Linked DNA regions of Homo sapiens: all the other regions are linked to region 6. Evidence: chromatin loops called from intact Hi-C (ENCODE). Cell type or tissue: gastrocnemius medialis. All regions are shown on one strand.

Evidence for each region. Peaks named below come from ENCODE experiments on the same cell type or tissue, not always from the same donor. Only the 100,000 strongest peaks of a DNase experiment are listed, where the experiment ranks them.
Region 1: it touches region 6 in a loop (3-fold over the local background); 9 of 110 quality-filtered maps call a loop at or near these places.
Region 2: a loop joins it to region 6, with 2.4 times the contacts of the local background. A loop is called at or near these places in 25 of 110 quality-filtered maps.
Region 3: it touches region 6 in a loop (3-fold over the local background); 6 of 110 quality-filtered maps call a loop at or near these places.
Region 4: a loop joins it to region 6, with 2.9 times the contacts of the local background. A loop is called at or near these places in 5 of 110 quality-filtered maps.
Region 5: a loop joins it to region 6, with 3 times the contacts of the local background. A loop is called at or near these places in 8 of 110 quality-filtered maps.

What each region holds. Positions count from the first base shown.
Region 1 is chr2:119,232,640-119,236,639 of GRCh38, reverse strand. All of the region lies in intron 2 of STEAP3 (STEAP3 metalloreductase), which reads right to left. Among named protein-coding and RNA genes, the nearest start is that of STEAP3, 11 kb to the right of the region's middle. RefSeq lists a silencer at 1,931-1,980 and an enhancer at 3,502-3,701. In gastrocnemius medialis, a CTCF peak has its summit at 1,902 (motif pointing left); a DNase peak (open chromatin) is centred at 2,759; H3K27ac peaks cover 4,000 bases.
Region 2 is chr2:119,305,848-119,309,847 of GRCh38, reverse strand. The region is part of intron 5 of C2orf76 (chromosome 2 open reading frame 76); the gene reads left to right. Among named protein-coding and RNA genes, the nearest start is that of STEAP3-AS1, 59 kb to the right of the region's middle. RefSeq lists an enhancer at 2,014-2,515. In gastrocnemius medialis, no CTCF peak of the experiment used is centred here; no DNase peak of the experiment used is centred here; H3K4me3 peaks cover 1,225 bases; H3K27ac peaks cover 2,464 bases.
Region 3 is chr2:119,765,136-119,769,135 of GRCh38, reverse strand. The region is part of intron 1 of PTPN4 (protein tyrosine phosphatase non-receptor type 4); the gene reads right to left. Among named protein-coding and RNA genes, the nearest start is that of PTPN4, 7.2 kb to the right of the region's middle. In gastrocnemius medialis, a CTCF peak has its summit at 1,897; no DNase peak of the experiment used is centred here; H3K27ac peaks cover 3,222 bases.
Region 4 is chr2:119,483,235-119,487,234 of GRCh38, reverse strand. All of the region lies in intron 2 of SCTR (secretin receptor), which reads left to right. SCTR-AS1 (SCTR antisense RNA 1) reads right to left here. Exons shown (of 2, transcript NR_147847.1): 2 at 1-1,396. Among named protein-coding and RNA genes, the nearest start is that of SCTR-AS1, 8.8 kb to the right of the region's middle. RefSeq lists an enhancer at 1-178. In gastrocnemius medialis, no CTCF peak of the experiment used is centred here; DNase peaks (open chromatin) are centred at 1,664, 2,204 and 3,794; H3K27ac peaks cover 3,129 bases.
Region 5 is chr2:119,216,728-119,220,727 of GRCh38, reverse strand. No RefSeq gene overlaps it. Among named protein-coding and RNA genes, the nearest start is that of STEAP3, 5.1 kb to the left of the region's middle. RefSeq lists a silencer at 1,561-1,855 and enhancers at 2,064-2,660, 2,031-3,230. In gastrocnemius medialis, a CTCF peak has its summit at 1,762; DNase peaks (open chromatin) are centred at 1,777 and 2,067; H3K27ac peaks cover 2,630 bases.
Region 6 is chr2:119,368,252-119,372,251 of GRCh38, reverse strand. It overlaps DBI (diazepam binding inhibitor, acyl-CoA binding protein), which reads right to left. Exons shown (of 4, transcript NM_001079862.4): 2 at 3,947-4,000; 3 at 1,450-1,512; 4 at 1-7. Among named protein-coding and RNA genes, the nearest start is that of DBI, 3.3 kb to the right of the region's middle. In gastrocnemius medialis, a CTCF peak has its summit at 2,298; DNase peaks (open chromatin) are centred at 901 and 2,231; H3K27ac peaks cover 2,931 bases.

The DNA.
Region 1 (4,000 bases), 140 kb after region 6:
TCATCCCTTCCCTAACCAGGCAGAGGATCATTTCAGCCCCTGGGATTCTCTAAATAACACAGCTGAAGCCACAATTGGTCACTGAGAGCTTCCCTAGCCAGGCCAGGCCACTCCCCACAATGCAGCCAACAGGACACGGGCTCAGCAAAACGTTAGAACACTCTGGATTTATTCAGGATCAGTCACCTTAGTAAACTGCAAGGTCAGCCAGCAAGGGCCCAGCAGAGGGATGGAATTTCATATCCCACCAGACCACTTGCTAGCTGGCGGCCCGGCCAAGTCACTTCACCTTCCTGAGCCCCATTTCCTCATCTGCACTATGGGCTGATGTTCCTCACCTTAATGAGGTGTGGCAAGGATTATATGAGACAAATAAAGTGCTACGCTCTGAGCCTGTTAAATTTACTCATTTTTAATTCTATTCCTCTCTAGGATATTTTGTAAATCTTTTTGTCTGGGTAAAGCAGAAATAGATGCACCCAAATCAATACACGGTGTTCTCTGCCTAATGGAAAAATTTACTTTAAAATCTTCTAAAAATGTGCTCTAAGATAATGGCCTGGAGGTACATGCCCATTTCTCCCCAAGACAATCGGAGGAAAAGACCTGCTACTATTTGGGACTTGGGAGTGGGAAGAAGAAGGGGGAAGAGCAGAGCAGAAGATCTGGGGTGGAGGGAAGAGTAGGAGGACCTGCTGCTCAGGGCCACAGCCCTGGTGGCTGGGCACTGGGGCACTGGGGTCGGCACTGGGCTCCTTGAGCCCTCTAGGGGATGCTGGTCCCAACATCTGGTTCCCTGCCGAGGACAGTCATGCCACTGGGGTCTCCAGGCCACTTACCCTTGCAAGGATCAAGCCTATACCAACTGCTCCTCTGCCTCCATGGCCCTCCAGAGCAATACGTCTCACTGGACAGTACTGTTTTCTTTCCTGTCTATCTTCTCCCCCACTCCAAGCTCCTCAAGGTGAGAACTAAGTAAAACTCACTTTTGCAAACCCCAGCACTTAGGACACATCAGGTCAAACTTGAGCTGCATCAGGGTCACCTGGAGGACTGATGAAAACATATTGCTGGGCTCCACATCCAGAATTGCTGGTGCTGCTGGTGTGGGGACCACACTTTGAAAACCACTGCAGTAGCTGCTCAGGAAAGGGCTGTGGACGGAGTCAATGAACTAACCACTCACTTGCATGCAAGAGCAACTCAGTTTTGACTTTTTTTTTCCCTGGGTCTTTACAGTTGGCCCAGCTCCCAGCCCACTTGGTCCAGAAAGTCCTCCCTGCTCACGGGGGCTTCGAGTATCCATGCTGTCTCTGAGCTCCTCTAGATCTTGAGGGTCACATGCATATGCTCTGTCCCTACGTACCCCTTGGCTGCCCAGAGCTGGGTCTCTCAGGTGAGAAGAAGGCAATCAGAGTCATTGTGGCATTGTTAGCTGAGTCAATAAAACAAACCCCATGGGGACCACTCCCTGGCTACATGTGGGTCATTAGGCCCACTGCAGGCTGGGGAGAGGAGCAGTTCTAGGGGACCATGAAGATCTTGGGGATCCAGGAGCCCCCTAACACCCTGACTGGGAGGATATTCCCAGAGGACAGAGTTTCCTGGCTGAGCAAGAATCCAGATGGCCTGCCTGCCATCCAGGAATCTCTCACTAGCATGCTTTGACAGCCCAGTCTGGGAGAACTGCTCACTGGGACAGTTCATTACTACCCATCGCCAGCGTATGGGAAGGATGATGGTCAGTGCTGGTTGGGAAGGGGAAGAGGAAAGCCCAACAGTCAGCACCAAGGCCAGGGGCTTGAAGCAGCGGAGGCGGGTGGGGCATGCTCAAGCCCTAGGGTCCCTATGCTGCACAACTTTAGGAGGTGCCATTTACATAGTAATCCCTGTGGAGAGTGCCCTCTGGAGGCGTGCAGTGCACAGTCTGTGCAGTTCTATGCAATAGTCCATCCTGCCAAACCTCCTCTGACAAATTCTCTTATTTGTTATTCCCAGAGTACCTGCTGTGTACCCAGCATGAAGCAAGGCGCCGGGGCCATGCAGGTGGCCAAAGATGACCTGCCCTTTTAAGGCTCTTAGGAGAAAGGCCAGCTACACAATGCAGGAAGAAGCAAAGTGCTGGAATGAGGGGATGACCGGGCGCTATGGAGCCAGGGAGGAGGGCTTTAGTTTGCCCAGGGAGGCCAGGGAGCTGGCTTGTGGGGGCAGCCAGCTCCCTATGGGCCAGTTAATCCAGCCAGGTTGGAGGCCATCAGGCAGTGGCAGCTGAATCTGCAGCCTCAGCGTCTGGAGCTGGGTGGTTTCTTGCTTTCCAGGGAGACCTGGAGCTGCACAAACCCTGGGACTGGTGGGTCTTGTGGGCTGTGGCTGCCCCCACCCCTCCCCTTGTTATGGCACAGGATTTGCTGAATCAGGGATGGGCCTCATCCCTGCTCCTGGGCAGGGTGAGCCGTGGGGTTAGGAAAGGGCAGAGTTAGCCAAGACACACAGAGGCAGCTCAGCATGTCTGCCATGGAGCTCGGCCTGCCTCACATCACCTGATTTTTGGGCTTAGGGATGCATGCCTTATCCTGGTTTGCCCAGCTGCTGCACTGCCTTTTTCTGGAAGCCTCGGAGGGGCCCTCCCCTGCCCCTCAGTGGCCTCTTTCTTTGGATTCCCAGGGATACTGGAAATCGGCCTCCACCCTCTAACCGCTCTGCATGGGAAGAGTCATGTAGCCACTTCTCAACCACCTGCCATGGGCCAGCTCCAACTTTTGCAAGAGCTCTGACTTTTGCAACAGCTTTGATGTTCGCCAGGGTCCCAAGAGCTCAAAAGTCTGGTCCAGGCAGCCCGGGGAGCAGCTCCTGGCCTCCACCTGGGCCTAGGACAGGGAGGACTTCACGCTCTGGGACTAACTCTGCACTTTTTGTCACATTAACATTGGCTGCACACACTGGTTCTCTTGTCTGTCACCTCATTGGATGGGGGCCAATAAAAAACTCATTTCTGTGCCTCTAACACCTACCGGGGCCTAGCACACAGTAAGTGCTCAATACATTTTTGTGGTTTGAATGATTTAAGGACTAGATTCTAAGGGGAGTATTTGTGAGTTGGGAGGGGAGTATTTGTGAGTCATAGCTGTTCTCCCCAGAACCTAGCTGGGGCTCTCTTGTACTCAGTGGTGATGAAATAATAATACTATGAGTTTCTAATCCCTTCTGCAGCTTGGTGACATTGTTAGACCTGGCCAAGCATTTCGCTATTTGATAAACTTAGTAACACTGAGGACTTATGCAAAGATGAATGTAAACACTGGAAATAAATATTAACAAAGAGACTGCTGCAGATCTGGTCAAAGTGAAAATCAAACACCAGATCTAAGGTGCATTGAGGTGCAGCCTGGTATGGGGGTACTCATGGAAGGAGGCTTCAGGGATGCTGAGTCAATGGCTTCAGGGTTTTTGGAGGCTCCTGGGCCAGGGCATGGCAACCATTTGGAGGGTTCTGCCCAGTCCCCATTAGGTGGGGGTGTCAGGGCAGGTGAGGCCCAGCTGCTGCCATTGGCAGATGTGCTGTCTCCTTGGCCCTTCCAAACCTGGGTCTGCCTGATCTATGTCTCTGGCCACTTCCCACCCAAAGCTCTTGCTTGCTTTCTGCTTAGGTTATAGGCTTAATCTTTTTGCCTGGGAAGTGCCTTCCCCGCAAGTAGCAAAATTCAACAGGAAGGCCCAGTGCCTTTACAAGGCAGAATTAATTTCCCTGCCTCTGGCCCCTTGGCTCTGCAGCACAGGTAACAGGATGCAACTAGCATACGGTGGTGTGTACTTTCCCTTAGAGGTCCCAGGGGTAGGTGGTGGGGGGCCCTACTCCCCACCATCTCGATCACCCTTCCCCACATGCTAATGTTAGTATTAAAACTAACACCCTTGGATATGAACAATCTACATCTCCCAGTCAGGTAAAGTGAATAACAGCTTCTGCAAAGTCTTTCCCATTTTATGGATCTGAAATTTA
Region 2 (4,000 bases), 62 kb after region 6:
ATAAAGGGGGAGAAGTGATAAATTTGACTACCTATAAACTAAAAACTGTAAACACAGTTAAAGGAGAAACAATAAACTTTGAAAAATATCTGCAGCATATACAACAGATAAAAAGTTATTAGCCTGGGGTCGGGCATGGTGGCTCATGCCTATAATCCCAGCACTTTGGGAGGCTAAGGCGGGGAGGATCACTTGAGGTCAGGAATTCGAGACCAGCTTGGCCAATATGGTGAAATCCCATCTTCACTAAAAATACAAAAATTAGCCAGGTGTGGTGGCACACGCCTGTAATCCCAGCTACTTGGGAGGCTAAGGCACGAGAACGGCTTGAACCTGGAAGGTAGAGGGTGCAGTGAGCTGAGATCATACCACTGCACTCCAGCACAGCACTCCAGCCTGGGCAACAGAGTGAGACTCTATCTCAAAAAAAAAAAAAAAAAAAAAAAAAAGAAAAAGAGAAAAAAAGAAAAGTTACTAGCCTGACTTTATAAAGAGCCCTTGTAATTACTATGAAAAAGAAAAATTCTATTGATAGAAGAAATAACTCACACATAAAAAATAGCTCCACCTTATTAGGAGAGAATGAGTACTTATTAGAAATGAGTACATAGATACTGTTTTATGTAGTAGAGTCTAGTGTTAAGACTCTAGTCTGGGGCCAGGTGCAGTGGCTCATGCTTGTAATCCTAGCAGTTTGGGATGCCAGGCTAGTGGATCGCCTGAGGCCAGGAGCTCTAGATTAGCCTGCACAACAATTAGCATGCTCATCTCTATGAAAATAACAGAGTCCAGAGCCAGAGTGCTTGGGTCCAAAACCTGATTCTGTCTTTTACTGTCTGGGTGACCTTGGACAGCAGCAATTGTTATAAGATTAGCAGACATGAAAAAGTGGCATTGTCCAAGGGAGTTCAAGGTGTAGGAAAATGGATACTCTTATACCACCGTCGGGAATGAATATGACCTTGAATTTTCTGTGGGTCGGTTTGACCAATAAGACTTTCTCAAGTTTGAATTTCAATGGTACTTGTTTCTAAGCCAACAGGGACAAGCTGTGAGGTTGTGCTAAGTCTTCAGAAGGGTGGTGGGGTTAGCCCTGACCTTCCCTGTATGTGAAGCACTGATGTAGAGCTTGATTTATTGAATAGAAATAGAACATACTGTGTGATACCATTATTGTTTGGGTTTTTTTGTTTTTGTTTTTGTTTTGAGACCAGAGTCTTGCTCTGTCGCCCAGGCTGGAGTGCAGTGGCACAATCTCAGCTCACTGCAGCCTCCACCTCCTGGGTTTAAGCAAGTCTCCTGCCTCAGCCTCCTGAGTAGCTGGGATTATGGGTGTGCACCACCATGCCCAGCTAATTTTTGTATTTTTTAGTAGAGACCGGGTTTTGCCATATTGGCCAGGCTGGTCTCGAACTCCTGACCTCGGTTTTCCACCTGCCTTGGCCTCCCAAAGTGCTGGGATTACAGGCATGAGCCACTGTGCCCGACCCCATTATTGTTTTAAAATGTTTAAAGTATACATGTAAGATTATTGTTTATGCGTATATGGAGAAAAGATCATACGCCAAAATTATAGAAATGGTTTCTTGAGGTGCTGGCATTGCCAGTAATTGATATTCTTCTTTCTTTTCTGTATTATCTAATTGCTTTTATGGTGATTTAAAAATTTTTCTACAGTTTACATGTATTCCTTGTAATTAAAGGACGAATTTTTTTTAAAAGTATAAACCCATGAAGTTGGGGAAAATCGGTTAGAATGAAGGCTGTGTGCTTTGCTTGCTTTCTGTAAGCCTCTTATCCTCTCTGAAACTCTATTTTGTTTTCTGTAAAAACAGAATAATGAAACCTATTCTAGAAGGTTGTCATAAAGGTTGTGTAAAACAATGAAGGCATCCGGAGTGATGTGTGTAAAAGGCCCTCAGGAACAACTGCTTTGTTTGGAAACTGTCCTGGAGAAGGCAGTTGGCAAGTTTTGACTTTACTAAAATATTGAGTTGTTGGTCTTGTTGTGATTAATTTCAAACTGACTTATGTAATGAACCATCTGTAAAGGTGAGAAGCAAATCCCTCTTTTTGTCCTCTTACTTTAAGGCTATTGGTCCTGGATCAGAGTCAGATTATTTTCCCAGATTCTCCACTCATTTCAGGGTGTTGTGAGGACTCCAAACTGCCCTCCGAACTCCTAACTCCGAACTCCGGCAAGCCAGCAACCCTGGGCTCGGGGTGATTTGGGTCCCTGCAGGGAGCGATTTTCTCTTTGTTATCTAGAGTGGTGTTGCTATGCTCTTGGGGACAAGCTGAGGTTATACCTGGGGAAGGAGATGAGGGTACCTGGAGAGCAACAAAAAATTCTAGTGAGAATTGAGTTGTGAAAATGATACTTGAAATGTGATTTTTTTTTTTTTTTTTAAGACAGAGTCTCTCTCTGTCGCCCAGGCTAGAGTGCAGTGGCACGATCTCGGCTCACTGCAACCTCCGCCTCCCAGGTTCAAGTGATTCTCCTGCCTCAGCCTCTGAGTAGCTGGGATTACAGGCATGTGCCACCACGCCCAGCTAATTTTTGTATTTTTAGTAGAGACGGGGTTTCACCACGTTGGCCAGGCTGGTCTTGAACTCCTGACTTCAAGTGATCTGCCCACCTCAGCCTCCCAAAGTGCTGGGATTATAGGCGTGAGTCATTGTGCCTGGCCTGAAATATGTGATTTTTCTAGGGAATTTTCCCTCCCTCAGTGCCGTGTCTGGTTAGATTTTTAAGAGGTTTAAGAGAAAAATTCGAAGTCATCTCTGTCTCCCTTTTCACTGCTTGATCTTGCTGTAGAGCTGTCACTGCTATCACAGCCAGTTGCCATGGGAATAATGCCAGGGTAACAAATTTATCGTTAGGACTTTTCTGCAGTAGTCATGAAAGGAAAAGAAAGGCTGCAAGTGGGGAAATTAGGGGAAAAAAAGGTGTTTGAAGATTTCTTTTCTCAGGGAGAAATTCTCTAGTTCATCCTTTGGCTTTTTATCTGCACTGCAGATCCCCGTGGAACATTCTACACCTGACGTCAGTGGAGTTTTTGCTTGTGGACCCAGTACGAAAATACGTACTTCAAAAAGATTTGATCAGTAGAAGCAAGAAGAGACTTTTACCTAGAAATGTTACTTATAATTTTTTGTCAGCAATTGTAGTTTTATGGGCTAATTCCCCTAAGTAATAAATTTACATGTAAGCTTTTTTTTTTAAGTGTTATTTTCTCTCTTTCATTTTGCTACATTCTACTACTGTTGTCTTTCGAATCTGGTCTGGTTTAAGAGAGAAATTGTGGCTGGGTAACTCTTCCAAAGCCAGTTGTGTTTCATTGGAAACATTTTAAAACAAGATACAGCGGCCAAACTCTAAGTGTTTATCTGAGGGAAGCATTCTCGGCAAGCCAGGTCCTGTAATAATTCCAGAACTCCCTCGTGGTTCGTTTTCATTTTGCGTGTCACTTCTGTCATCTGCCCCCAACTGGAACCCTGTCGTTCACGCCTCGCCCCTTTGGGTGATCTTGTCTGTACAGCTAATATTGTGGGATTCTGTGGCTCCCCCTTCTCTTTCGGGATGATGTTTGATTTGTGTTTCCTTAAGGTGTGAGTCCCATTCCCTTTCTTTTTCTGGGTAGCAATATTTTAGGTCATGCGTGTTTTCTTCCTTCGACAGTATGTTATGGTGGCCGTTCTTCACTCTTACATAGAAACAGTGATAATCTGGTTACTCGGTAATGTGGGTGTCGGACCCAGGAAACTGGGGGATTCCAGAAGCAGGACTCAGAGTGAACCTCTGTAGAGTGTTTCCCGTTTTACCTTCCCACACCATGGTGGAAATTACAGGCATGTACCCAGTCTATCAAAGACCGAGGTTTTTTTTGTTTTTTTTTTTTTTTGTTGTTGTTTTTTTTTTTGGCTAGTTGTTTTCTTCAAACTGTAGTTTGAAATCTTCTCTGCCAGCAGATCCAAAACAAATATTTGAAGCAAGTCA
Region 3 (4,000 bases), 400 kb before region 6:
TTTCAGTGATGGTAGTTAGGAGCTCTGTCAGTGTGCCTCTTCCTAACTTTATATATACTTCATAAGCAGTGACAGTCCCACCCATTGCTTCAGCTACCATCTATACAACCTTAAATCCTGCCACTTTGGATTCCACAGATACTCAGAGGCTATGCAGTACAGGAGAGAAAAGATGCTTCAGTATCAGACGAATCTGAATGCAAAATATTTACTCAGCTATTTACACAGTAACATGCCTAAAGACACAGACCTTTTTGAATTTCAGCTCTGTTCTCCTTTTAAAACTGGGAATAGCACCTTTCTAACAAATTTCTGTCCTGATTAAATGAGGGGAAAAAGATTAAATGAGAAGTTCTCTTTCCTACATGGACCTGACAGCAAGCTCTGAGGACCCCATGCCACAGGCCTCAGAGGCGGCAAGCAAGGAGAAAGGAGACAACTAATGCGGGGTCGGAAGACTGGCACATACAAGGGGATTGAGCAAATAAGTAAATACACTGAGGAGATAATAGGAACCAATTTATCACTGCTGGAGAAGAGATTTACAAATACAGAAAGGGAAAAGGCTAGACGAATCCTGAGATGTTAGATTGGAATTGGTTGTATCAGTGTGAACTTATAAAATACCTGTACATAGGCATAGAAACAGATTCAGATGTGTGTATACATATATGTATTTCCTAGCTCTATCCCCCTAAAAGTGATGACATGCCAGCAGAAATGAACACACTGAACACTCGGATCTCAGTTCCTAAATAGCATCTCTACTTAAAAAAGTAAAATAAAATCAGGATTCCTTGGAAAAATAAATGATTTCAGAGCTGGGATAGGAGAGTATTAAGATCATCTGGAACATCTTGTTAGGCCAGAAAGTAAGGAAATACACCAAGGAGGGGGACAGGTCAAGGAGATAGAGGAGCCAACTTAAAGGCCAAATTTGGGACAATTTGACCAACAAAATGAAATTTTAAAATGACAGTAACTAATATAAACCACTAAACAGAAACAAATCCAGGAGTATATATTGATATAAATGAATGAATAAATAAATGTATGGAGAAGAAGGAGAAAATCTTCTTTCAGTAGAATATGAACTAATAAATGTAGGTGACAACTTTCACAGTTGTGGCTGATTCAGGTAGCAATCATCAGACCTGAAGGCTCGTGGTTACAGCCTTCAGCTCTATTGACACACTCCCAGATATCTTCTCACATAAGAATTCCCAATTACAAAAGGAAAAAAACGATAACTTCACAGTAGAGAAACCCAGCAGACTTGAATTTAACAGGTGTTCAAAGTTAAACATCGCTAGTAGCAGGACTATACAGCACGTCTCTTAGTGATGTACTAAGAATATCACGACATTATTTCTATGGCATTCCTGCCAACAATGCACTCGGTCTGCACATGAGGAACCACTGGATGAACTTAAGTTGAGGAAAACATGTAACAGAAAAAAAGGACTCTGCTCATTAAAACTGTCAAGGTCATAAAGGACAGGGAAATATTGAGGAATCATTCCAAACTGATGGAAACTAAAAGATGTGACAATTAAATGCAATGTGTGAACCTGAATTGGATGCTGGACCAAAAAGAAAAGAGAGATACTACTGGGATAGTTGGAAAAATTTGAATGGCATCTAGGTTCGACCTGAAGGTAGTGTTATATCAACGTTGATTTCCTGATTTGGCGGTTATGTAGGAGATTGTCCTGTTTTGCTAAATACACACTAAAATATTTAGTAGTGATAGGGATCATGTCTGCAACTTGCTCTCAAATAATTCAGGAAAAAAGCCAAATGAAATTAGAAATGGTGCATTCCCCTGAAATGGAGAAATAAGGATTAAAATGTAGGACCAGAAATGAGAGATGATGAGGTTGTTTCACTGAAATTTGAGGATCCAATTAGATACAGTAGAAAAAGGGAAAGGGCTAAACACAATTCCAAGGTGACCACTTGGGGCATCTGGAAAAGGCCTTACTGAGCCAAGCACGAGGTGTTCCAGGCTCATCTTGAGCTGTGTATACACACGGTACATAGCTAGTACAATGTTAAAAATTAGTTTAAGGCGATTCAGGAGCTCTTTGTTGTACTTTTCTTGAGATTTCTCATTAGGTTTGAAATTATTTCAAAATGTTAAATGAGAACTCGTGACAACTTCGCTGTCTAGCAAAATACCTGGCTCACTGGAAGTGCTCAATAAAAATAATCTGGCCTTCCCTTGCTAAAGAAGGGAAGCTGCCAAAGAAGAAATCCTAGCATCATCTTCAACTCTTTCCCCCCATGTCCAAATGGACTCTCAGGTCTAGTGAAACTACTCAGTTTTCAGTTCTAATCTCATATCTATATTGCCCTATTTCTGGTTCCTATCATCCCTCCCCTGGACCACTGCAACAGCATCTGGTCTCTCTGCTCCATTTCTAACCTCATCCTTGCATTATCCTTGTAACTTTGCATCATTATCTAGAAGTCAGGAGTTACCTTTCAAAACCTGCATCTAATCTTATCATCCCTTATTTAAATACCTCTAAATTGTTCCTGAATGTTAATGCTGATTTCCCAAGAGGCAGACTAAATGCATGTTTAGGGCACCAGTAACGCAAGGGCACCAAAGAGATATTTCACACACACACACACACACACACACAGACACACACACACACACACACACACACACACACACGCGCGCACATGCGCATACACCAGTGAAATGGGGGAGGCAGCGGGTAAAGGGAGGGAAAAAGAGAGAGAAAGAGGAAGGTGACTTAAGAATTCTTAAGTTTACCTTAAGCTTACTTTAGGATTTGATATTTATTTCTGATTCCATAGTGGATGCCAAGGGTGAGTAGGAACCATAAACTTTCTAATACTTACAGTCTCTAAAACAGTGGTTTTCCCAATCCTTTTCCCAACTTGGCAACAAAGAAAATAATAATTTCTTAGCACGTTGGGATAAGCCACAAATGCTATTCAAAGCCAAAAGAAACCATCCTGGGGCAGGGTGGGGAGGGGGATCTGATATGCCCAGGTCCCATTAAACAAGGGTATCTTGCTCTCCGAAACACTGGTAAACCATTCATGGCACACCAGTTGGGAAGCTCTATTTTAAAGGTCTTAAAATGATCCCACTCATTGCCCAAACACAAGGACCCTCACAAGACTTCATTTCCCACTGCAATCAACGCACATGCGCGCGCGCACACACACACACACACACAGATTCACACACAGGAACAGACAACCACACCCACCCAGACAGAGACAGACATATCCAACAAGACAACTTACATTTCTCCAAACACACCACACATTCTTTCATACTTTGACTTTTTCTATATGCTGTTCTCTCTACCCAGATCAATTCCAAATGATCCTCCAAGACCATATTCAAATGCCACTTCTTTTCCCCAGATCTTATTACACTGTCACTATGAATTGTTAATTGTTTGTTGACATGTGTTACCACCCTAGAATTTGAGCTCAAGGACAAGAATCATGTCTTATTTACCTTTATACCACTGCTCCCACTACAATGGGCATTTCAAATGTTTGCTTAACATATAAAGGAATGTTCATTACATCATCACCAAATAAATTTTCAAATTACATTAATTAAAACAATGAAATACAATTATAAAATTAGCATTTTTTTCTTCCCAAAACAAGAACAACCACTGTAGGTACTTCTGTAAGAGAGAGATCTGGCACAGAAATATTCATGACACTTGACCATTATCCCAGTCCTAGGGTTTTAAACTGAGGAAATAAACAAAAAACCGCTTAACAAAATGTAAATGTCTAAATCAGTTATGGTATATCACCTGAATGTTTAACTAATCACTTAAATTATATTCATTGACCTTGGTGGCTTTGGGTAGCTAAAATAAATAAATAATATTCATGAAGATGGGAATAGAAAAATGAAAAAATAATACCAACTATCACTGACTGATCATCTCTTGTATTTAAAGCACAGCGCTAGATGCCTTACATATAG
Region 4 (4,000 bases), 110 kb before region 6:
CCAGCTCTGTCTCATTCCAAAATATCTTCATTACCCCAAAATAAAATCCCTGTACCCATTAAGTCATCACTCCCCTCCTTCCCTGTCTGCAGCCGCTGGCTATTACTAATCTACTTTCTGTCTCTGTGGATTTGCCAGTGCTGGACATTTCATATCAACGGAAGCATTTGCTATGTGACCTTTTGTGTCTGTCTGCTTTTGCCGAGAATAATGTTCTTGAGGTTCATCCACGGTGTAGTATGAATCAGTTCTTCACGCATGCTGGCTGTTAGTGCAGTTTTCTCTAACATTCCTAGCTCCTTTCTGGAGTTGCCTGGCCCCCGATGCCCTCTGGCAGCCACACCGTGGACCATCCTCCACGGCTGCCCACAGCTCACCTCTGCCCATTCTTCCCTTGGCACCACTGATCTTGGCTCATTTTTCCAAAATATGGCAGCTTATGTTTGTATAACATTCTAGGCAATTTAAATTTTTAGTTCTTAAAACAACTGTGCAATAAGCACTATTATTACTCCCATTTCATAGATGAGAAAACAGGCTCCAAGGGGCCCAGGATCGCACAGAGCCGAAACAGGACTCAGCTTTGCCGTCCAGTCTAATCAAACACAGCACAACTGAGCTGTGAATGACTGATAACCTTACCCTCCCGAGAGAAAGGTTTTCCATTAGAGAAAACAAACAAAGACAGAGATTGCTGCTGGCAATTAATCCTTAATTCGCTTGAAAGGTGGTATGAAATGAAGAGCTTTAGGTCAGGTGAGGAAGAGTTCTCGGGTGGATGAGGAGGGTTCTGTGGAGGTGGCACACACTTTGTGCAGTCTCTGGAAGGCGAAGGACTTAGCTCCCCGTGCTCAGAAGCTAGCCTGGGGCTGGCCTCCTGGACATAGATGGGCCAGCCTGCTCCAGAGAAGTGGCTGCTCGGCCTCAGGGCTGGAAGGGTTCTTCATCTCATGTAGTGCAGACTTCATTCAGTGTCTGATGCTCTTCCGTCTCCTAATTCCATGACTCTCTCTGCTTGAATACTTTCAGTGATGGGGACCTCATCACTCCCAAGATAGTTCATCCCATCAAACAGCTTATGATTCCTGGTTCCAAGACTCTTTAGCTGTTTCTCCTGCGATGTGTTTTTAAATACCCTTGTTGCCCTGGGATTTCAGCTCCTCTAGCCCCATCCTGACCACAGCTCCTGTGCGTCCAGCCATCACAAAGGAGAGCGACACCTTCTTGACTTAAGACTGTAGGTCAAGTCATTAGCAAAGTTGAAGAAACCTCACCAGGCTGCCCCTTGGATGGCCTGGGGCTGGGGCCATGGCTGAGCCAAGAGAGGCAAAGAGATACACGATGCAATTGGGAAACAGGCCGCTGTGCAGGAGCTCGTCCTAAGCCACTGTGGGTTCTGGGGAGGAGAAAGGGATGAGTGGGGGTGAGCAGTGGAAGTGCCTGAGAGATGGATGTGGCGGTCCGCGGGCAGAGGAAAGAGCAAACACCGGCAGAAGCAGAAGGTAGGAGAGGACAGACACAAGGCCAAGACAAAGAGGAGCTGTGGCTTCCCTGGTGACCCCATCAGCCGATGAAGTGAGCACCAGGGACATGGAGGGGTGTGAGTGGCCCAGTTCAGCATGGCCCCGGGGGCCGGGCTGTTCCTGGCCCCCTGCCACTGCAGCCTGACACATTGCTCCAGAAATAGTCCCAGGTTTTTATCAGGCCATCTGAGCTTATTTATAAATAGAGGACTGGAGGATAGAGGCTCCATGCCAGGTGAATGCAGGGCAAACTCCCAGGCACTGTCCTGCCCTCTGAGATGGCCCTTTCCCCTCTCTCAGTCCTCCCCCAACCCACCCAGACCTGCCTCTGGGGCCACCTCTCTATCCCTGTGGGCAGGACAGAGGAAGCTGACATTGCTGGGTCTGCTTCAGACCTGGCCCAGGGCCAGGGGCTCCACAAATATAAAGACCAGGAATCTTTATCTATAAACCCCTTTGGGCAAAAATAGAACTTTCTCCGTTTTCTGACTTTAATTCTGATTGCATTCTCCTGGGATGGCAGACATTTCTGGATCTTCCCCTGCAATTTTCCCAGGTGGCTAGAGATTCACGTAGCACCACCACGTTCAGGGGGATCTCGCCTGCAGCTGATGATGGTGTTAGTCACAGGTGGTGACTGGCAGAGCCCTGTCTATCCTGGGCCACTGGCCCCTCCTGTGCTTTGCCGGGAGGCATGGGCTCGGCAAGGCTGTGTGTGGTCTGCCCATCTAGACCTGCCCCCACAGCTGTTTCTCCTCTGGGCCATCCCACCTCCTCAGGGCTGGCTGGGCAGCAGGGTATTTGCACCTCTTCTGGAACCCTCCATGTCCCAGCTCATCACTTCCCCTCCATCTCTCCCCAGTCTCTGGGAATTCTTGCTCTTTTTCTGTTTTCTCCCAAGTGCTTTGATTATCCCAGCATACCTCTTCATCCCCCAGAGGCCTTTGGAAACCTAAGCCAGGAAGTTTTCCTGCCTTTCTCTGTGACTTCAATCTGAGGAGGAAGGAGAGAGAAAAGGCAAAAAACAAACAAACAAACAAAAAAAACAGGAGAAGAAAAAAGAAGAGATTGATGGATCAGAAAGTATTCCACCGCACCCACATATCATTTAATTCTCTCAAAAATCCTGGGAAATATTACTGTGCCCATTTTATAGATGAGGAAACTGAGGCTCACAGAGGTTAAGTGTCATACCCAAAGTAGGCTTGGGTCCAAAGCCCATTCTATCTCCACCATACCACCTCCCTCAACCTGGTATCCCATGCTGTCCTCCTGGGCCACGGGCACTGGGGCAGGCAACCCCTCCTCCCCAGGTGGTGGCATTGTCTTCTCTTGTTTCCCCACTTAAACTTCCCAGCCTTCCATCCCATCCCCTCCAGCCAGACAATTGGTGGCGGAGGTGGCCATCAGAGACGACAGAGGCGTGGGAAGCCCTGCTCTTCACATGCTTTGGATCTGCCTGCCCACACAGCTAATGTATATTCCTTCTAGCCCTGGCTCTCCTGGGGCGGTGACCCCTCCCTCGTGGCTCAGTAAGTGTGGCCCTATTGACAAAGCTCCCCCATCCCCTATCTCAATGAATGCCGCTTACCCCCAAGTCAGGCAGTGAGCTGTGCTGCTCTGGAACTAAAACTGCCCAGGATGACCCTAGTCCTGGGCTGTGTCCCTTCCCTGCCAGGGCTCCCTGGGAAGGCCAGAGCCAGGACAGGTATCCGAAGCTAAGCTGGGAGCGCTCTCCCCTGCCTCCCATTCCTGCTTGGCTTGGGGGACTGGGGAGTCCCGGAGTGGAGTCTGAGATGCTGCATTCAAAGCCTGGGGACCGTGCAAGGCAGCCTCCACAAGCACTGAGGAGGCCACAGGGACTGTCCAGCTCCCCCAAGCCACATTCCCTCCAGCCTGGCTAGAGCCACGCACCTCCTGTGCTATGATTTCCTTCATATGTTTTCCTTTCAATCAATGGACTTTTAAAAAACTTAGCCTCATCCTAAACAATAGTAGCTATAAAATCACAGATGTGATATGCTAGTTTTATAATGTTTCTAATACACATTTTCTTTAAAAAAGTGCAACTATGAAAAAATGTTCAACCATGTACCAGCCAAAAGCACAGGCCACCAGTGAGTGGTGAGCTCATCGCACGCTGGGAAACCCTGGGTCTGTTCTGTGCCTTCTGTGCCCAGACGCTGGAGCCAGGGCTGGGAGAGAACAAGGCAGTGTCACTCGTGTTCAGGAAACGATCAACACTGTGGGGGGCTAGCAGCCAGGTCTGCTGCCACCAAGGCCAGCCTGGAGGAGGCAGCCTGTCCCAGGCTGGGGAGATGGGAAGGCTGAGTGGGATCCCAGCTCCATTATCACCAGCTCTGTCACCCACACTTCTCACTTCCCCCTCTTGGAACCTCAGCTTCCTCATCTCCGCCGTGGGGCAGTGACCCTACTCACCCTTGAGCTGCTGTCAACCTCAGCTCCAGGATGTCTGA
Region 5 (4,000 bases), 150 kb after region 6:
CACAAAATAAATCCTCCATGAAAACGAGATGGCCACGGGAAGCTGTATGCCCCAATGTACTCTGACACCCTAGCCAGAAGCCAGGCCACTTGGATCTGGTCCTGCCCAGTGGGCCGTGGCTGCAGGAAAGGTGCCGCTCCCCACTGATGCTCTCCCCACTAGACCAGGTGCTGCAGGACTCCTCCAAGTTCTGGAGCACAGGAAGCTCTTTCCTATGTAAGGCTGCATTCAGGGCAAATGGAGGCATTGTCTTTGCCATCACAATGACCTGATGGGTGGAGGCACATCAGCAGCAGTCAGAGCTGAGGCAGGGCAGGTAGTGGGAGAGGGCACTGAGCGGGGAGGCCAGCTGACAAAGGGGTGCTGGAGCCTGGGACTGAACCTCACAGATTCTGCTTTCCATGGCCCATGATGGTGACCCAATATTGTACAGCATTATAAAGTGTGGCTTACAGGGCATTAGGACACCCCCCCCTCCACATACACACACGAAATGTCCCTGCACCCCAGAATTTGGAATTCTACTGGAGCATAAGGTTGTCCTCCTTCCAGTCTTCTCTCGAAACATGAGCCCTCCAGAGAGGAAGCACTGTCTGAGCTCTGTGTCATGAGAATCTGTGTATCTGCAGGGAGATGTAACTGTGGCCAGCGCAAGAGTATGGAGTAGCTTCCAAAGGAAGTTGCTTTTTATTTGTTTATTTTGGCTCAAGGGAGCATTGATAAAGGCAGTTGCTGAAGGAAGAGTGGATAAAAGATGCCAGGGTGGAGGGTGGGTGGGGGAGCAGGACCAACCATCTTTCTGAGGGAGCTTCCTGGCGCGTAGTAGGTACTTAAACTTTTGTGTATGATCAACGGTCTTGGCTTGTGACTAGACCAAGATCGCCAACCAGAATGGAGGGAGGCTGACCCAGCACATCCCGGAAGCATTTACAGAGCCAAGGAAGAGATTCTTCTTGCCCGTCTATGATAACATTGCATTGCCTTTCAGCTGGGGGCGATTAGAAAGGCACTCACTACTAGATCATGGGAGATGCCTGGGTTTTAACCCCTTGCTGCTCGGAAGGTGGTGATCATGATGGCCTGGGAGGGTTTTAGAATGGCAGAGTGTCAGGCCACCCCAAAGCTCCCAAATTAGAATGGCATTTTAACAAGACCCCCTAGGAGGTTGTATACGTGTTTAAGTTTGAGAAGCGCTGGTCTACATTACAACTGAGGAAACTCACTACTCCCTGAACACCTGCATCAAGGTAGATTCACAGAAACCTAGAACTGGATGACACTTCCCCTCACCAGGGTGCATGACAATATCATACTTTTTGCTTGCTAAAAAGTCCTTGTGAGGCAAATAGTCTGATAATCTTCTGAATTTCTACAAATATGGAAAAATAACTCTACCCTTTTCAACATCAGTGCCTATTACACAAAGCTCCAAGAAAAAAAAAATCATGATTAATATTTTTACTCTTTTCCCATAACTGATCATATTTCCCCTTTTACTGTGGTAGCCAGGATACTCAGGCACATGTTCACGACTATATCGTCCTTATTAAATATATTTAAATGCTACTTTCTTTCCCCCAGTCCATGATTTTTTTGTCTGATTTACTACTAGCCTTATTGCTAAGCTTTTCGAGGTAAGCCGTCCCAAGCAGCCTTTGGAAAAAGTCAACCGCGTAAGCAAAATAAATAGGAAACTTCTGTGCACTCCAGTAAGGGAGTCCTCTTTCCCCTTGACTGCTGTCACCTTTCGTGGTCGTGGCACGTCCTCTGCTGGATTTTTGAGCCAAGGACAGAGGGTTTGGGAGAAGGAGGCCTCCTTGGACTTCTGCCAGGAGTTACTGAGAAAAGAAAACCCAACCAGCTGGGGGGCCAGTTGGGGGGAAATCTGCACAGGATGTTCACACTGTGCCCCTCCCTGCTTCTTTCCTGACCCCCAGAGCTCACCTCAACACATCTGGAGTGTAGGGTGTTGTCTGCCCTGTCAGACCACTCTCCACACACAGCCTGGGGCAGGAACAATGGGACAGGTGGCTGGTGCTCACTCAGCACAGCAGGGGTGGTGGAAAGACACATGTCAGCTGAGGCTTGGCTTCAGGGCAGGCAAGTCACAGCCAAGTCACAGCCCAGCCCAGCATAGGCAAGGTGTAAAAGTCACTGGCCTCAAGGTCATACGCAAACACACTGTGATCAGAAGTGGAGGTAAATACACCCCACAGGGCTGGGATATGTTCTGGCATGCCCAATTCTGTTTCCTTGGTCTTGGCCTTCAAGGGGAGGGAAGGGAAAGGAAAGAGAGTTTGCTGAAGTCCCACCTGGGGCAGGCATCGTGCTACATTGAGGTCAGCCCCCTTCAATCCCCACTGAGACCCTGCAGAATGGGTGGGATCAGCCCCATTTTTCAGATGAAGAAGTGACTTTTTTAGTATCATGCAGTGAGGAAATGGCAGATCCGGGATTTGGACCAGGTCTGCCTGACTCTCAGATCTTCCACTACCTTTGACCCGCTAGGTGGAGGGCTCCTGTGAGCTGTGGCCTACACACCTGTGGTGATCCCTCAGTACTGAGGACCAGGACCAGCTTAGTGTGAGGGCCCAGCAGGGGCAGTCCATGCAGGGAGATGAACCTGGGGGATTTTCTCCCAAACACTCCTCACAGAGCTCCCTGGCCTGCCTAGGCAAGATCCTACCAGCCATCCCCAATCACTGGTTGTGTCTACCTGAGATCTGCACAGCTCGGATGCAGGTCTGTGGAATATCAGGCATGTCACTGAGAGTCTGGTTCTGTGTGGTGTACTACCTGATTTCATGGACACACACACAGAAGGCCATCGTCTCAGAGCCATCTTTAGGCGTTTGCTGGTTACGGCAGCCTGGGAGAAGCCAAGTCACTGCAAGAAAAGGTAAGGGAGATAATGGCTCGAGACCCTCCCTCAAAGGTCTAGGGGCACAGCTACCCAGGTTTGGGGCCTCCAGGGAAGAGGGGAGATGAGACCTTGGCTTCTGGAGGCTTCCATAGGGTAAAGGAACATGCGCAGGCTTTGAAACCACACGGACCTGGTTCAAATTTCACATCTCCGCTAAGTCTCCATTTCCTCCACTGTAAAATGAGTGTATAGACCTCTTAACAGGTTGTAAGAATTAAGTTCCCAGGAAAGTGCTGGGCACTTAGTAGGTGTTCATTAAAAGGCTGTCAGATAATCTGAAAGGAAAAGAAACGGTGTTCAGAGAGGAAGGGAAATACTGAAGAAGACAGTTCCCAAAGGAAATTTACCTCCAGGCAGGCTCTGCTCCACCCCCTTGGAAAAGGTCTTCTTCCTTATCCTGTGTGATGATCTAAACCCTCCTTTTCTCTGAGAGGCTCTCAGGGAACTTGCTGTCCTCTGGCCTCCCCCTCTCCCACAGCGAGGAACCCCAGGTGGGCAAAAGACGCCAGTGGCCCCTCCTCCTCTTTCTCCTTTTCTCACATGAACAGTAGGTGTTGTTGGCACCCTGGTCTGGGAATCAGGAAACCTGGCCATGCCCCACCCCCATGGCTGGCTGATTCATAAAATCTCTTCTTGTTGGACCTCGCACTCCTGCCAGCTTGAGGTATCTGAGATCTTGGTGTTGGAAACTTCCACTGCTACTCTGAGAGTTGCTAGGAACAGGCCCTGCCTTGTGCAAGGGCAGAGGTGCCCTGAGAGGCGCTTCGGGAGATGGGGCTGGGGAGGGAGGAGGCAGATGATGAGAGGCCTGATTTGCCTTTGGTGAGAAGTGAGGCTTTATCATGCTGGCGGTGGGAGCCCAGAAAGATTTTAGGAGGTATGCATCTCTGTGTGATCATAATAGCTAATATGTTTTTGAGTGCTTGCTACATCCCAGATGCTGTTCTAAGAAGCATTTTGACTGTATTAACTCATCTGATCGTCATAATACATTTTCCGTTTTTGAATTTGGAAACTGAGACACAGGAGGTTAAGTCACCTGTCTGATGTGACATATCTCAGAAAGTGGCAGAGCCA
Region 6 (4,000 bases):
GAAGTCCCTGTAAGGAATCGACAGGATTATGTGTCAGGGAGGTAGCATGGTAGGAAACAAGCAGCCTCCAGAGCCCCAGGCAGCTCTGCTGTAACTCTCCTAGGCTCAGTTTCTCACTTAATAAAGTTGAGATTCTACTAATTACAGGAGACAGTATCCACAGAACCTGGCCCGAAGTGAATGCTCCATAAGCAACTGTGCTCAGAAAGCCTGGTGGGGCTGGCCAAGATCTGTCGCCCATCTGCTGGACACCTGCGTCCCCCACCTGTCCTGGGGGAATGGCCATTGTGAGCCTTGGGAGAGAGGTGCCACCCTCCAGACAGGTAGGAAACTGTCATCGTGGTGACTTTACTGGTCCTGCTAACTCTCGTGGCTGATATTGGCTTTGGCCTTTTCAGTGTCTCTGTTTTGGGCTCCTATCTTCCAGAGCTGTTAAGCTGGCAGTGAAAAAGCAAAGCCAGGCACCCTCTTCTCCCCAGAGAGAGGCTATGAGAAAAGTTTCAGGAACTCTGACCAAAAGTGGCTGCTTCTTGGAGGGGAATGAGACAAATCTTTGTCTTCTTGCTGCAGTAGAAAGGACACTGAATGTATCCCTCAGAGACAGTGACACCCAGTTTCCTGGATTCTATGGTGAAGGATAGAGACCCTTTGGAACTCAGAGCTTGTTCTGAAGCACTGGAGAGTACATGGGGCCTGAGGATGGTATGGAAATGTCCCATGAAAATGGGCAGGCAGATGGGCATTCCCTTCCCAGTTACTTGCAGATCCTAGGAGTGTGTTTATTGTATTGTGGCCCTTTCTGAATTCAAGGGTTTCTCATTCGCAGAAGGACAGAGGGCTTATTCAGAAACTAGCCAGCAGGAACACTAATGCTGCCAGGAGCTTTGGTGCCAACTCTTGGGTCTTGCTGCTGCAGGTGGCACGTGATTAAGTACGAGCTTGGATACTTCTTGGCTGCTGGTGCTTAGCATATAATGGCTCCATTCACTGAGCCTACGATGCCAGCGGCAGGCCATGCATTAGCTCATTCCCTTCTTTTATGTATCCTTCTGGCTAGGAAGGAACTGGGGAGGGCCACTGGGGTTAGGGGGTCACCGCCTGGCCTTGTAGGGGAGAGGGAGTTGCAGACAGGAAACCACCCCTTATTCTGAACACATCCAAAGCCTACGCCAACTACATCATTTCCCAAACTATTTTTCAGTGGCCTGGTTCCCAGCCCCTCCTCTCTAGATGATGCTCCTGCTCAGAGATGGTGCTTTTAGAAAAGGCATAAATGGTGTTAGGAGAAAAAGTAGGTGGCCCGGTTTTTTCCCATTCTGGCACAGGTCAGGCTGGTTTCCCACACGTGCCCCATTGACTTTGTTTTCTCTCCTCTTCCCTTACACTTCATAATGAAGACTCTTTCACTACTGGGTTTCACAAATGAGAGAAATTGATTAGAACAATTACCTTTCAGCTCATTCCAGGCATCCCACTTGGCCTTGCCCGTGAAGTCCAACATCCCGGGCCGTTCTTAAACAAGGGAAGAAAAGGCATTAGATCTGGTTCAAATTCTAATGGAGAACTTGATCAACCTTCTTGCCATAAATGCCATCTTCTATTACACCTGTTCCTTCTAGGCTCTGTCATGGGGTTAAATAGGTCTAGTAGAGTGGGTTCTGCCCTAAGAAAACCAATGTATGCCAATCCAAACTTAAAATCTAGAGCAAATAGGAAGAACAGTATTCTTATTACAAGATAGCCTTTGTCTTACAAGTTAAATGACTCCAAAATTTCTCTTTTAAAAAAATTATACTTTAATTACAATTAAAAAAAAAATCCATTCATATGTCTTAAAATTCAAAAGCTACAGAGGAAAATACTATAAAGTTTCTCTCTCACCCCTGCTGTTAGCTACCCAATTTCTCTCCCTAATCATTAATGATATCAGGTGTCCTTTCCTATGAACTGTTTATATCCTAGCCCCATTTTTCTACCGAATTGTTAGTCTATTTCTTGCTGATCTGTGGGAGATTTCACCGAGGGTAAGGTTTCTTTAAGTTATATGATGACTTTATGCTTATAGACCTGTTGTCATCTGCAGTTGGGAAACACACTCACCATCTCCCTGTTGTCCTATTTCACTACGATGCCCAGCCCCAAAGCCACAGGGAACAATCAGAGTCCGTAGCCTGGAGCACTGTGCCTGAGAAAATGTCCCTGAGCGCTTTCAGGGAAGTGTTCCCAGGGACAGCTGAAACAAACTGCCCTTGTGGTCATCATCAGGATCCTAGAATAGCACTCCTCGACAGCTCTCTCCAAGCGGTGGAAATGGAAATGTACATGTATATTTGCAATGTCCAATTCAGGAGCCACTTGCCACACCAAGTACCTGAAATGACTACTGGGCATCTGAAATGTGGTTCCTGTGAATGAAGACTAAACTTGATTTTATTTAACTATTTTCAGTTAAAATTTTTTTTTTTAGAGACAGAGTCTCGTTCTGTTGCCCAGGCTGGAGTGCAGTGGTGCGACCTCGGCTCACCACAACCTCTACCTCCCAGGTTCAAGCGATTCTCCTGCCTCAGCCTCCCAAGTAGCTGGGACTACAGGCATATGCCACCATGCCCAGCTAATTTTTGTATTTTTAGTAGAGATGGGGTTTCACTACGTTAGCCAGGTTGGTCTCAAACTCCTGACCTCATGATTCGCTTGCTTCGGCCTCCCAAAGTGCTGGGATTACAGGCATGAGCCATAGCGCCCAGCCTCAGTTAAAATTTATATAGTCATATGTGGCTACTGGCTATTATACTAAACTATCGTGTTTGGACTATCATGTTTTATAATCGTGTAATAGGGCTGTATAGTACAGCCCTAGAGAGAGCCGATGACACCTCTTTGATCAGTAAGTGATAGATTCCTATGCCAGTCTATCTAGACTCATGTGAAAATCGGTAACTCTAGTACGGGCACAGGCCAGTCTCTGTGAAAATACTGTTTGTCAGAAAAGCATCTTGGCACCTCTGGCCTCCCCCACTTCACCTTTCCTTCCCCTCCCTGGAAGGACAGAGTTTACGAACTCACTGTAAAACTCACCTTCGCCATAAGACCTTCTTCAACTAAGTGCTCCATGTGAACCCCAGGGTTTGATATGGTACTGCCTGTGATCTGTCATTCTGGGTACTATTTCCTGCTTCCAGCTGGTTGGCAGCCAGCCCACCTGCTCCATCTTCCACCCCAGCTACTGCGGAAATAGGGACCATGCTCGCCTTCTTCCTCAGCAGGGGCAGGGGAGACCTCCCTTCTGTGCTGCCATGATAACCCTGAGTCCTTGCACAGAATGCACTGCGCTGTTGCCTCAGTATCCACCCATGTTTCAGGGACTTAGGGACAGAATGAAACCTGCCCAAGGCAGGAAAGATGTTATTACAGAACATGACAGTCCAAAGCACAGCCTCAAAATCTGCACCAAGATTTCTGGGCAGGGAAAAAGTTATCATCAGGAAGGCACAGACTTGTTAGCGAAATGCTCTGACCTAGCCCAAGAAACCAGGTGCTTCTCTGCTCCTGACATCAGGCTTGGCCAGGCTGTCAAGTGCTCCAAAAAGTGCTCCAACTTTGATCCTGCCCATCTAGGGCAGAAGCTGAACGGCTCAACAATGATACTACTGAGCTGAGAGCCTTCAGCAAGTCTTTTCCAAGCTGCAGCCTTTGCTTCTTCCCTAGTAGAGAGTAGCTGCTGGTGATAACCAGTAAAGACCTTCTAAAACCAGGATTTGAATTCTGTTACTACTGGAGACACTGAGAATCCGGAACATGGTCTTTTCCACCTCAGGAACCATCACCATACCCCACCTGAAGAGTAGGGCCTCAGGCAGTTTGAGAGTGAAGTTCCCAGGGACTTCCAGTCTGAGCTGCTGAGCCTGCTTTGATGAGCAGATGCCCTTCCAACCCCCGCTCTGCATACCTGTATTTATGTCGCCCACAGTTGCTTGTTTGTAGTGGCCATAGATGAACAGCA